Linked DNA regions of Homo sapiens: all the other regions are linked to region 3. A link is a contact called in ENCODE Hi-C or POLR2A ChIA-PET data. All regions are on one chromosome and are shown on one strand. Each heading gives the region's core, a stretch centred on a gene start or an enhancer-like site at or near the end of the contact. The rest is flanking DNA. Distances are from core to core; before and after follow the strand shown.

What was found. A loop is a pair of places that touch in the nucleus more often than their neighbours do. ChIA-PET counts read pairs that join two places held with the same protein, here RNA polymerase II (POLR2A). Pooled maps may share reads with other maps.
Region 1: a loop to region 3 is called in a map of sigmoid colon, with 3 times the contacts of the local background. The contact joins the enhancer-like site here to the promoter of PBX1 in region 3. A Hi-C loop is called at or near these places in 1 of 168 maps with a recorded cell type or tissue (sigmoid colon) and 2 of 50 pooled maps. POLR2A ChIA-PET finds 5 or more read pairs at or near these places in 2 of 52 experiments (PC-9 and WTC11).
Region 2: a map of sigmoid colon shows a loop between it and region 3 (4-fold over the local background). The contact joins the enhancer-like site here to the promoter of PBX1 in region 3. A Hi-C loop is called at or near these places in 5 of 168 maps with a recorded cell type or tissue (dorsolateral prefrontal cortex, posterior cingulate gyrus, sigmoid colon and 1 more) and 10 of 50 pooled maps.

Annotation. Positions count from the first base shown.
Region 1 is chr1:164,293,847-164,297,992 of GRCh38, forward strand. No RefSeq gene overlaps it. Among named protein-coding and RNA genes, the nearest start is that of PBX1, 260 kb to the right of the region's middle. Within about 2 kb of position 2,490, at least 2 of the 41 ENCODE cell types and tissues checked have a DNase peak (open chromatin) inside an H3K27ac peak, as active enhancers do.
Region 2 is chr1:165,062,191-165,066,311 of GRCh38, forward strand. No RefSeq gene overlaps it. Among named protein-coding and RNA genes, the nearest start is that of LMX1A-AS2, 140 kb to the right of the region's middle. Within about 2 kb of position 1,586, at least 3 of the 41 ENCODE cell types and tissues checked have a DNase peak (open chromatin) inside an H3K27ac peak, as active enhancers do.
Region 3 is chr1:164,557,162-164,561,193 of GRCh38, forward strand. PBX1 (PBX homeobox 1) reads left to right here and starts at 2,023. Exons shown (of 9, transcript NM_002585.4): 1 at 2,023-2,852. The coding sequence starts at 2,662. RefSeq lists an enhancer at 1,605-2,104.

The sequences.
Region 1 (4,146 bases), core at 1,240-3,739, 260 kb before region 3:
AATTAAAAACATAATAGGATTCCACTACTTACCCACTAGAATGACTATAATCTTACAAGATGAGACTACCAAGTTCATACCAAGCCAGGATGTGGACCATCTAGAAATTTCATATACTATATTAGTTGTATGTTTATATGTCCAAAATATTTATAATTACATATGTATGTATACAAATTATGTATTCATATGTATATATGTATATACAGACTTAAATAAATAAACAGGATCTCATGGACCAAATGATGGGTACAGCACCTTTCCAAAGAGTATTTATGCTTTATATGATAAAATTAATAACCCATAAGGTTGTCAAATGTAACCTAGCCCTTACTTATGACAGATATTGTTAAACAATATTATTAGTCTTTTCTAACAATCTTTTAGGCAAACAATCTTAAAGATGCAGTCACTACCAACATTAGAAAGTGGAATAAAATCTGTTGTCATCCCTGGCTGAAGCATAAAAATAAATCATTAACACCAGGATTTCAAACTTTGTGGTATTACTTGTTTGATGGAGAGAGCTCTGGGTTGTAAGACTTCTGTATGCCTTTGATCACACCACTAAGCAGGCACCTATTCTGCCACAGACTAAGGCTGACTTTGCCCTGAAGCCATAGCAGCTTGACAGGACTGACACACCTAAACCTCAAACAGAATCCAGGTCAACCATTTTTGATAAAAGATCCCATGAGAATGACCTTACAATATTAGTAACTACTAAAGTTTTGATTGTTTATTAGGAAATAAAATGTTCTCTTGAAACTCTCCCTAGAGGAGAATCAGAACTTTTAACATTTGAGAAAGACCCTAAAATTGAAAAAGTATCCTCTTTATGTTAGATGATCATTTCAGAATACTCTTTAAATTTACATAGCACACATCTCAGTAGTAAATATTTTCTGAAAATTCTTATTTGATGTATTAAGCTATCTTTCAGTTATTACTTAATATTGTGACTATACATTGGAGATTCACATTTTCTTTTGGTAAATTGTATTCTTAGACACAAAATAAGCATGTGTTTATATATTGTGTCCAATAATATTTATCTTATATAAAATATAGTTCTTAATGTTTCATAAAATGGCTTCCTGAAACAATGTCTACTTTCTCTTATACTTTTAATACCTATGAATCACCTATTATAATTAATTACAAACTAATCATTTTCACTTTTTTATAATCATGTGAGGTTGGAAGCAAGTAATTTATCCAATGTTTCAAGAAATAGGTCACAGCAATTTGTATAAAGTCATAAATTTTTGTTATATTTTGAAACCAAAAAAATGCATATTTGACTTATTCTCTAATGTACCACAGCAAACGAAAACCTGGTTTTTGATTAAGTATTCACGACAATGTCATCTTTTCTCTATGTTGATTGACTTACGAGATGAAGGATCATGGCCTGGAATATTATCAATACCCAGAACACAGGCTAATGCTCAAAAAATACTTGCTGAATATTCTAAATGGAAAACTGTTTTCTAAATTAATAAATCGATGATTTCATGGAAGTATCTTTCCCTAGAAACTTACCTAAATGGCAATCATAGAAATTCTTTTCCATATTCTGCAGAAAACAGCAGATGATCTCTCATGGCATAGTGAAGATGATGCACTTCCTCTTCAAATCCTAATAAGTTAATTTCCTATAGCAAGTGTTTGGCTGTTGCTTCAAATAAAACTCATCCTCAAGGTTCACATATTATTTGTACTGCACCCTCTTCTGGTACCTGGAATCTCCTAACCAGGTATTGAAATCTTTTTACATGCAACTGTATTTAATAGCTCTAATAGTCACATAAGTGCTTGCTTAAGAAGGTCAGAGGGACCTTGAGGCTCGTACCCAGTAAGGTAACAAAAGACCTATAAGATGGTTAGTGAAAAATCGAATGAAATAGAGAAATCTTAGTGTCTGATAGGCAGAGGTTCCGGCTCAGTGTTCTGTGTGAATTAATTCTTTTATCGGGAATGGTTTTTACGAGCATTTTCTTTCTATGCATACCAATTCCAGAGGAGCGGCTATATCAGACTGAAAGGCATCAGAGTTCAGCCAACTCAGAGCCATTTATTTATTGAAAAGTTTATCTCTGTATTAAATTCTTACTGAAGAGGGTTTCATTAGGCCCACAAGACCAGTATAAACAGGGAGCTGCTGAGTTATTAGGAAAACGAATCGGGAGCTAACTTCTCAGTCTGTTTTTTGTTCCCATTGCTCACACACCAAGGCTGCCAATGGCGCCAAGAGAGATGCTTGTATTCAACTTGGAATTTTTTTTTATTTCCTGCATTTGAGCAGGCCACAATTTATATCACTCAGGTCTCCTTAAATTAGTCCAAGAGGATTTCATTTTACAGGCCTGCTTGACTGGGATCCTTTTGGCACGATGGGTTCAGCTTTGTATACAACTGAGATTCATATTTTATGTGTGTGTAAAAACCCCAGCCATGAATCTAGCATCTCAAAGCTTCACCTTCATTCTTTACAGCTCAGTTCAGAGCCCGGCACATTGCCATAGGCTGAGTCTCAGGGCAGCTCCTGGCTGAGCTGAAAGGACAAAAGCTAAAAATAGATTAACGAACTCAGGGGCGTAAGAAGAGAAAACAGGACTCTTTCAGTTCTTCTTTACATCACACTTCCCGAATTAATATGATGCGGACCTAATGCCTCCCACTCACACGTTTAAATTGAAACAGCACTTTTGGCCAGGCATTGTTTTCTGCTTTTAAGTAAAAGAGGTCTTAGAATTGTCAGAGGTTTCTGAAATCCTGTCACTACCATGGACCTACTTGGCTAGGCTGCCAAGCTTCAACCTCCTGTTTTCGCTCCTTTTCACCAGATACTCTCTAGCTGCAGTTGCATCTCTGTTTTGTGGTCTTGCTTTTCTTCTAACTCCATTGGTCTACAAACTTAAAACGGCTGCCATAGCAGGGCTGATAAAGCAAAGTGCAAAAGAGAGCTGGGAAGTTTTGATTTGTTACTATTACTATAATTTTGTAGGATTTTCAGAAATCCTGCTCTATATCAATCCACAATGATATATCTTCGAGTATAATGTTGTTCAGTGCTGAATAGAAGCAGTGTCCATAAATGGCACTGTAAGAATGCATGTATGTTATAGATAATAGAGCAATGCCCAGAGGAGTGAACAGATCGATGAGAGTTCTGTTTCCGTTTCTATTGTTTGTCTCTAATCATTTGCTTATTTGAACTAAAGTTGATTGCCTTCCTTGGCATTATTAATGTCTGTAATGAACTATAAAGTCCATAGGTCTATGGAGTTGTTAATATTTTAACACAATAAAAGTTGTAATCCCAATATTACATCTTTCTTAAAATAACAAATCTTGTCTTTAGAACCACGATTCATGAATTTCCTAATGAGTTCTTTCTCTATTATAAAATATTGCCTTCTACTTAATTTTCATCAACTTGTAAATTTGTTAAAGTTTTATGTAATTGTGATAGATAGAAACTGTGACCTCTGGGGCTTAACACCTAGATGACAGGTTGATAGGTACAGCAAACCACGATGGCACCTGTATACCTATGCAACAAACTTGCACATTCTGCACATGTATCCCAGAACTTAAAGTAAAAATCTAAAATAATAATAATAATGGAAAACGACTGGGTATCCAGCACCTATCTAATGCCAGAGAATTCTATGAATAAAAACAATGCACCCTCTCCATCCCCAAGAAGCTGACAATCTAGATACATAAACTATATGCATAGAAATAATGAGAATATCAAGCAATATATGACTAATTGGCAAAATAACTAGGATGGGCAGAATGTATTGTGAGATTATGAAGAAGGAAAAGATCAAAATGTATTTCAATCATCTAGAAAGACATCATAAAGTAGATAGGATTTGACTTGGGCATTAAAGGAAAGATAGAATTAGTGTAAAGCAAAAAAGAGAGGGAGAAAATATTTTTCCAGAAAAATGAAGAAAGGAGTGAAAGCGCCCAGAAGGAATAAGGGCTCAAAAGCCAGAAAAGCATATTCTTGGAATGGTGTCCACAATGCTGGTCTCCAGTAAACAGAAAGTGTTTGTCTGTCACATGGTTGATATCTCTGTGAGCCACACGACAGAACATGTACAGGATCTGGAACATGTATCTACAGTT
Region 2 (4,121 bases), core at 336-2,835, 500 kb after region 3:
TTGCACTCCAGCCTGGGCAACAGAGAAAGACCCCATCTCAAAAACAAAAAACAAACAAACAAAAAAAGACAAAAGAATTAGGTGCACAGAGCCAGGGAGCTGGGGCCACAGAGAGGGTCTGGAACACTGCCCAGAAAAAGCCATCTGGGGAAGGGGTAGAGGCTCCTCAGCACAAGACCAAGAAATACAACCAAATCTGAGGAAAAGGGAGATCACGGGGAAAGGGGGGCTGGCAAAGGTATAAACCCATAGAGTAAAGTGTAAAGAAAAAAGAAGAGAAGCAGTGTTAGAGACCTGCTGGTCCACTGGCTTGCAGATTGGAGCCCTTAGTAGAAGAGTAAGCTTGATTGTTTTCAAGTGTAAATTACTCAAGCTGAGCTGCTGCTGCCTATCAGAGAACAGAGGACTGGCCACGACCCTGGGGAAGAACCACAGGACTTATGTCTCCCCACAGCCTTGGCTTGCCTTCTTCTCAGATTTGTATTCCTGGGTACAGGTTTACACTTCCACCCCCTCCCCAAAAGAAGACCGCCTCAGGCAGTCGTGTGCCTGCTGCTGGTCAAGATCCACCTCAAAGGCTCTTTAAGCAACCCAGTCCTCCAGGTCTTCCCAAGTCATCTATGTCTCTATGAAGTGTGAATTGATCCAGTAACTCGTAGGAGGCATGTAACTGTGGTTGGAAGACCAAACACCCTACCCTCAACGCATATCTCACCCCCACCCCTAGAAAGAGGTTCAGGAGGAGAAAGGCCTCAGTGCACACATCTAATTAAGCACTCACAGGCAGGTGTTAATTTCAAGATTTCAATATGATGTATCGTTTCAGGAAGCTGCCACTGAAGGTGATAGCCCTACCACTTAAGTTGATAGCTCTGTAAAGAGTCCATTTAGATTCTTTTTCTAGTTAGGCCTGTGGTAAAGGTAAGGGCAAGAGGGGTCTTAGACTAGAGGTAAAAAAAAGAACAAAAACACTGCATAATTATATGAAGTCCTGACTCCATTGTGGAGAGCTGGCCTTGCCAGTTGTAGTGGCTGGCAGTAGGAAAATGGCTCAAAGAAGTACAGAAACTTTTTTCAAAGGGTAGTCCTTAGGATTGCATCAGAATCGCTTGGAGTGTTTATTATAATTCACATTATAAGGCCCTGCCCAGCTTTCCAAAACCAAAATTCCTTGGATGAGGGCCCAAGAATTTAAATTTTAACAAGCTCCAGTAATGCTCCTAATACATGTTTCATTTAAAAACAACTGGTGTAAATTGTAGTATTTGAGTGATTAATGTTGGTCTTTGGGAAGTGTGTTTGTGTGTGTGTGTGTAAACTTGTTTGATCCAATAGTTCATCTGCGTTTGAAAGAATGAGAGGCAGATGGGTAACTCACAACTCAAAATGAATGGGATTTAGCTTGCCTATATCTGCCCTGAGCAATTCCGGAGGACAGGGAATGTCAAAATCTTTCCCTGCCAGTGGAGGGCATGTATGTGCAAACACAAACAGATGTGTACCTCTCTCTTTCTCTCTCTCACATGTGTGTGCACGCACACACGCAGTGTGCCTGGGTGGACTGTCCTGGCTGATGTCTTGAGCATGATTCCGTAATGGAAACTCAGACTTGCAAATAGGTCCAGCTGCCAGAAAGGATGTGAATCCCAGGCTGCTGTAAGATTGCCTGAATGTTGTCAGGGCCATTGGCATAGTGGACATTAGAGAAAGAGGTATCCTTATAGAGGAAAGCAGACTAAGCCAAGAAATAAGATTAAGAAATGCAGATGTCAGTGAATGCTCTCCCTGTGAATATTTTAACATCTGGGGTGCTTTTGTCACAGGCTAAGGGAAAAATCAAGATTTTTCTGTTTCTGTAAGAGACTCAACTCTTCAGTCGAGGATGGTGTACCTCAGGGCTTGGGGAGAGGTACTATGGAGAATGAAGGTGAGGAAGTTAGGGATGTGTGGCCACCCCAAATCCACTCCTCACTAACAAGCATCCTGGCAGAAAACACACATGTTATTATTGAGAGAGCTGTGTCCAAGAGTTCTGCAAAGCTGACAGTACCAAAGTGAAGGGCAGCCTGTAGCAGGGCTGATAGAGACGGGAGGAGACACAGCCAGACCAGTGTCAGGCAAGACAAAGACACCTCCTTCTCAACCATCACACACACAGTGAGCTGTGGTTCTCGAATTTTTACAACCATACCCACTGTATGAAATACATCTTGTATTGCACACCAATACATATATTAAAGTAAAAGTCTAATAAAATAACAGTAATCCTCACTCAGTGCAAACACACAAGATCAATATCTGATGTTTTGGAGATGACTTTTTACTAGGAAAAAAGTCTGGTTGCCAGGAAAGATGGGAATCCCAAGGCCAGAACTCCGCCTGATACCTGTTGTTCTTTACTGGTTGAATTCACTTCATTAAGATAAACGCTACTCGACTCACCTAATTAATTTCCTGAGTATACACAAACTCTATACTGGAGAAAAGAGACCTTCAAATGAAGAAGGAAAACTAGTTCATGGGTTCCATTTTACTCATATTATGTCCCTTGGGTAAACTGACTCATTTGATTAAATAATGAAAAGTTATTGACTGAAATCTGGACCAGGGGAGCTTATTCTTCCAGATGCGACACTGAGGCCCTTCCTTCCAAAATCTTCTCTAGTTTCCTCCAGCTGAATTGAATACATTCTTCTTCCTTGGACCTGGGGTTCTACCTTCTTAGTAACACTAATGTATGAATAGTTTTCAATTCGTAAAGTCTTTGTCTTTCTCACTAAATCATAAGCTCCTAGAACAGGTTTAGTGCCTTATTAATTTCTTCCTACCCAGAGTCTGGATGCTTAAGGTTGTTTGTTGACTGTTGAGTCTATTTGTGGGAAGGTTCGCTGGATTGAATTTGGTTGACTAGAACCAAAGTCTTATATGTCAAAGATGTGGGCTCATTACTGAAGGCACTCATGCTGGCTAGGAGGCAGAACAGTGATGCAGCCAGTGTCATGTGCCTAGACTGGAATCCCGTCCCTCCTTCTACTCACATTCATGTAACTTGGGCGGGTAACTTACTTGTGGAGTTTCAGAAGATACTGAGAGCAATTATCTCATAAGTTTATTGTGAGAATTAAATGCAATAATCCACAGGAAGTGTCTGGCACATAGTAAGTATTCAATAAATCTTAGGGATTATTGTTTTCACTTTCCTCTGTGGCCTCTTGTGAGAGTTAACAGCCACGATGAAAGTCAGCATGCAACAGGATATCACCACCCCAGGGTGCAAGAAAACTAGGCATGGACTTCACTTTATCAATTTGAAAGTAATTGATCTTTAGTATAGGACAATAACCTGCTGATCAACCACACTTATGGCAGCATTTTGGTGATTTCTGTCTTCAGGTTATTTGGAGATGGACTAAAACCGCACTGTCCAATACAGTCACCATTAGTCATACATAGCTATTGAGCACTTGAAATGTGGCTAGTCCAGGCAGTCACAGCGACTCACGCCTGTAATCCCAGCACTTTGGGAGGCCGAGGTGGGATGATCACGAGGTCAGGAGATCGAGACCTTCCTGGCTAACACGGCGAAACCCCATCTCTACTAAAAATACAAAAAATTAGCCAGGTGTGGTGGCAGGCGCCTGTAGTCCCAGCTATTAGGGAGGCTGAGGCAGGAGAATGGCATGAACCTGGGAGGCGGAGCTTGCAGTGAGCCAAGGTCGCGCCACTGCACTCCAGCCTGCGTGGCAGAGCGAGACTCCTTGTCAAAAAAAAAAAAAGGAAATGTGGTTAGTCCAAATTGAAACGTATTCAATGTGAGATACCCCAGAGTTTGGAGATGTAATTTTTAAAAAGAATGTAAAATTTCTTACTAATAATTTTATATTGATTACATATTGAAATAATTTACCTATAAAGGGTTAAATAAAATATTATTAAAGTCAATTTCATTAGTTACTTTTAACTTTTTAATGTAGCCATTTTACTGCATTATGTATGTGGCTTGCATTATATTCTGTAGGTCAGCAAGGGTGTCAGAGTTGGGCACATACTGTACCCTTCCATCATGTTTCAGGTGCATGGTTCTTAAAAAGCAATCATCCTCCAAAACCCCTCTATACAGT
Region 3 (4,032 bases), core at 773-3,272:
AACTTCGTCTCTGTAAGGGATATGCTAACTCTCAATCACTGTGATTGATATGTGATTTGAGTATATAGTTTTGTGCTCAACTTTTGATTAGTGTTAATTTTTAAAAAAACAGTTTAAAAATCAGGATATGTATGTGAATAAAACAATTGTTATTAAGTAATATAACATCATAATTACAATTAATACTCTGTATTGCATGCCCTCATACCAATAAGTGCCAAGTAGCTTGCTAAAAACTGCTTTGAAATGCTTGCATCAGTGCTCCTTATCTTGCCAAACTTGTTTTGCGTAATGATTGGTGAGAAGAATAACATTTTATTTGAGGATCTCGAAGCACCTGGCAAGGCTGCTTTCCATTTTGCAGATTGGTTACACTGCGCTTGCAGATTGGTTACACTGCGCTTTGCATTTCCTTTGCTATACTGCCATCCAGGAAGAGGGCTGGCTACACAATAGAATATTTTATATTACAAAATATTCTGGACATTTCCTAAGTAATTGGCCTGCTATTTTATCTTATATTCATTGTGACTGTGTACACAGTCAGATTTTTCCCTCTCACTTTGCCCAATGAAAAGATTGGAAGCAAATTTGTGTCTGTCTGGAGCTATGATACTGGACCTTAGTTATGACTTTTGTTGGCTTTTTTCTTGATCCCATTGTATTTATTTTTTATTTTTTCCTACCCATTTTCAATTGGAGTTGTCTTGTTGGAATATGTACCCTTTTAAGCACCTCAAGTTTCCTTTCAAACTGGACAGGCAATAGACACATAACTAATTTTTAACACTATTCACACATTTCTGTTAGACTGAAGCAGATTGTGCAGTGGAAATACTAGGCCTTTGGAGGGAGTCACACTTGGGTTTAAATTCCAGCTTTGACACTTAATAACTGTGGACCTTGGACAAATTATTTAACCTTTCTGAGTTCCCTCTCTGTAAAATGGAAATAATAATCCATAACTCACAAAGATGTCTTGGGGATTAAATAAAATAACTCATGCAAATTACTTGGTGCATAGTAGGCATTCAATAAATGTCAGTTCACTTCTCTTCCCAGTTAATAATGCTTATTAGACTATATTAAAAACTAGAACTAGACTGTGATAATGCATTTCTTTATTAGGTATTTAAGCCAAATAACTAATTTCCCCCGGGGGAAGAGAGAGAAATGTTGAATTAGTTTCATTTGGTGAACTTATTTATTAATCTTTCTTTTTCTTGAGCATTTTTCAGTTTCATAGTCCATAATTTAGTTTTCATGCAGCAAAAATGACACAGTTTGGTATTCTTTTCACCTTTACTGTGCTAGAATTGTTTTTTTAAATGTATCTATTATTACATCTGCCACTTATTAGAGATCTTTATTAATTATATTAACAGCTCGATTGTGTTTCATAACTACGTCGTGCTGACAAACTTGTGCTCTCAGCAGTTTCCCTGAGGTCTAAGCATTTAAAAGAATCAAGTTTTAAATGACAATGCCACAGCAAAAGAAAAGCAGGGGTGGGCGGGAAGACGCACACCGTCTGTGTTCTTTCGTGTTAATTTTATATGTTTGCATTTAAGTGGAGCCACATTTTCCTCAAGGACGCAACCTAAGTAAGGCGAGCAGGGAAAGTGGAAACTAAGTGAGCTGGAACTACAGTACCATTGCACCTTTAAGGACTGGAGACTTGCTATTAGCTCGGCCTCCTTCCCGGCCCACCTCTGAACTCTGATTGACAGGGCGCCGGGCGAGGAGGAGCTGAAGGAGGCTGGAGAGGAGGCGCCGTGAGGAAAGTAGGGGAGGAGGGGGCCGGTCCTTTATCTGGTGGCCAATCAGGGAAGCGGGGAGGAGCTCCAGGCGCCCTCCTCCCTCCTCCTCTCCCCAGCCTCCCGGCTTCCCCGCCCCCTCCCCTTCCCTTTGCCCCCTCCCCTCTCCTCCTTCTCGTCCTCCTCCTCCTTCTTCTCCTCCTCCTCCTCCTCCTCTCAGGCTGTGGTTTTTCTGTATATGTTTCTGGAGTCCTGAGCCTGAGCTAAACAAAAGCAGGAGGCTGACGGGGCTGCTGGAGTTTGCAGAGACACGGAGGAGGAGAGAGCCTGTGCTTTGCCTGCCGCCGCGGCTGGGGGAGATCTGGCTTTTGCAACAGCCCACCCCCTTTGAGATCACTCTGGCCCGGAGTGGGGGTGGGGGGCAGCGGGGGGTGGGGGGGGAAAGTTTGCATTGCAATCCCCCTGCCTTCCTCTCCTTTCTCCCGATCAATGCATATTTGCAAAAGGATTAAGCCACAGATTTAAGCGCCGGGAGCCCATTTCTGCCTTGCAAAGGAGACCGGACTGAAAAACCTAAAGCCAGCTCTGATTTCTTTTCGCCAAGTGGGAAGGTGGTTTATTTTTCTTGCTTTTTGGAGTCAACACCCTTCCCCACCAGCCCTTATCCCCACCCTCACCCCGCAACCCCTTCACGCCCCCTCCCCCTCCCCCTCCTCATCCTCCCACCATCCTCTAAAGAGGCAAAGGGATTTTTTTTTTCTTTTGGTCTTCTTTTTTCCCCCTTCCCTGTTTATCCTGAAAAGGATTTGAAGACAAGCTTGAAGGATAAAAAGCCTTGGTGCTTCCCAGGAGCCGAGCCGAGGAGCAGAAGAGGAAGAGCCGGGGGCTGCCGTAGCCTTTGGAGATGGACGAGCAGCCCAGGCTGATGCATTCCCATGCTGGGGTCGGGATGGCCGGACACCCCGGCCTGTCCCAGCACTTGCAGGATGGGGCCGGAGGGACCGAGGGGGAGGGCGGGAGGAAGCAGGACATTGGAGACATTTTACAGCAAATTATGACCATCACAGACCAGAGTTTGGATGAGGCGCAGGCCAGGTGAGATGGAGGCTTTTCTTTTCCTTTCTTGGGGTTTTTTGTTTTTCTTCCTCTTGCAGGGGGAAACAATGGGAACCGAATCACCACAGCGCTTTTTTTGAAAAATGTTATTTCTTTTCTCATTTTGACAAGCAACTACATGGCGGAGGAGTAAAATTTGAAGGAGCGTTGTTATCGAAAGTGTAATCGCCCATGCCGAGATGTGGCTGTGTACATATTTGTGTGTGTGTGTGTGAATATAGGGGTATTCATTTATATCCACACAAACACACAGGCATGCCGAAAATACTGCCAACTGATCCAAAAGCGGCCCTCGGCACTTTTTACTGCTTTAAAAAAGTATCAGAGAAAGCAGAATTGTCAAGTTTTGAACAGCATTCCATGCCTTCTTGTTGAGGGGACTCTGTAACATTACGAAATAAAATGTCCCAAGAACACTTTATTTGCAAATTTAGTTGACTCCTTACCTAATTCAGCGAGTTTGATTTTCTTTCTTGACTCTCCCGTCCAAAATTAATTTTTATCTTTTCTCCTTTCTTCCCCCCCTACCCAAAATACAAAACAACAAAAAAGCAGGGTATTTCTTTGTCAGTACTTGTCAGCTATCCAGAAAATATTTTGCATTCACTTAATTTTGTTTTTTTAAAAAGTTGATGAAAAGGTGATTTTGTTTTTAGGCATATTTGTTAGTTTTAAGAGACTCAGATTTTTAGTTTAACTTTATTGTCTCCTAATTTCAGCCGGTTTACTAACCTTCCGTGACACAGACAGCTATGTAGGGTCCTTTAAAAAGGGGTGGGGGGACAAAAATCAAGCATGCTCTTTTCCCCCATGCTTCTTTCAGGACCACTTAGAAATGAAAGCATTTATGAATTTTATATATTTCAGTACTATAGGACATGAAGGTCTTCATTAAGGAAACATAATAAACTGTGTAGCCTCTCAAGTTAATCCACTGCCAGGTATATGGTTCTCTACTTCAGGATTTTACAGTAAATTCTCTTTTAAAGTAAAACATAGACTAAGTGACAACCCGCTAACAGCTTGCCCAAGGCCGAACTCAAAAGGAAGAATTTTAAAAATCTAATGACCACATATGTCTGTACAATTACCCAGCTTTGTTATATCTCCGAAGTAGCGTTTTTCTCTTTGAAAACCCTGTAAACAAATATACGCAACT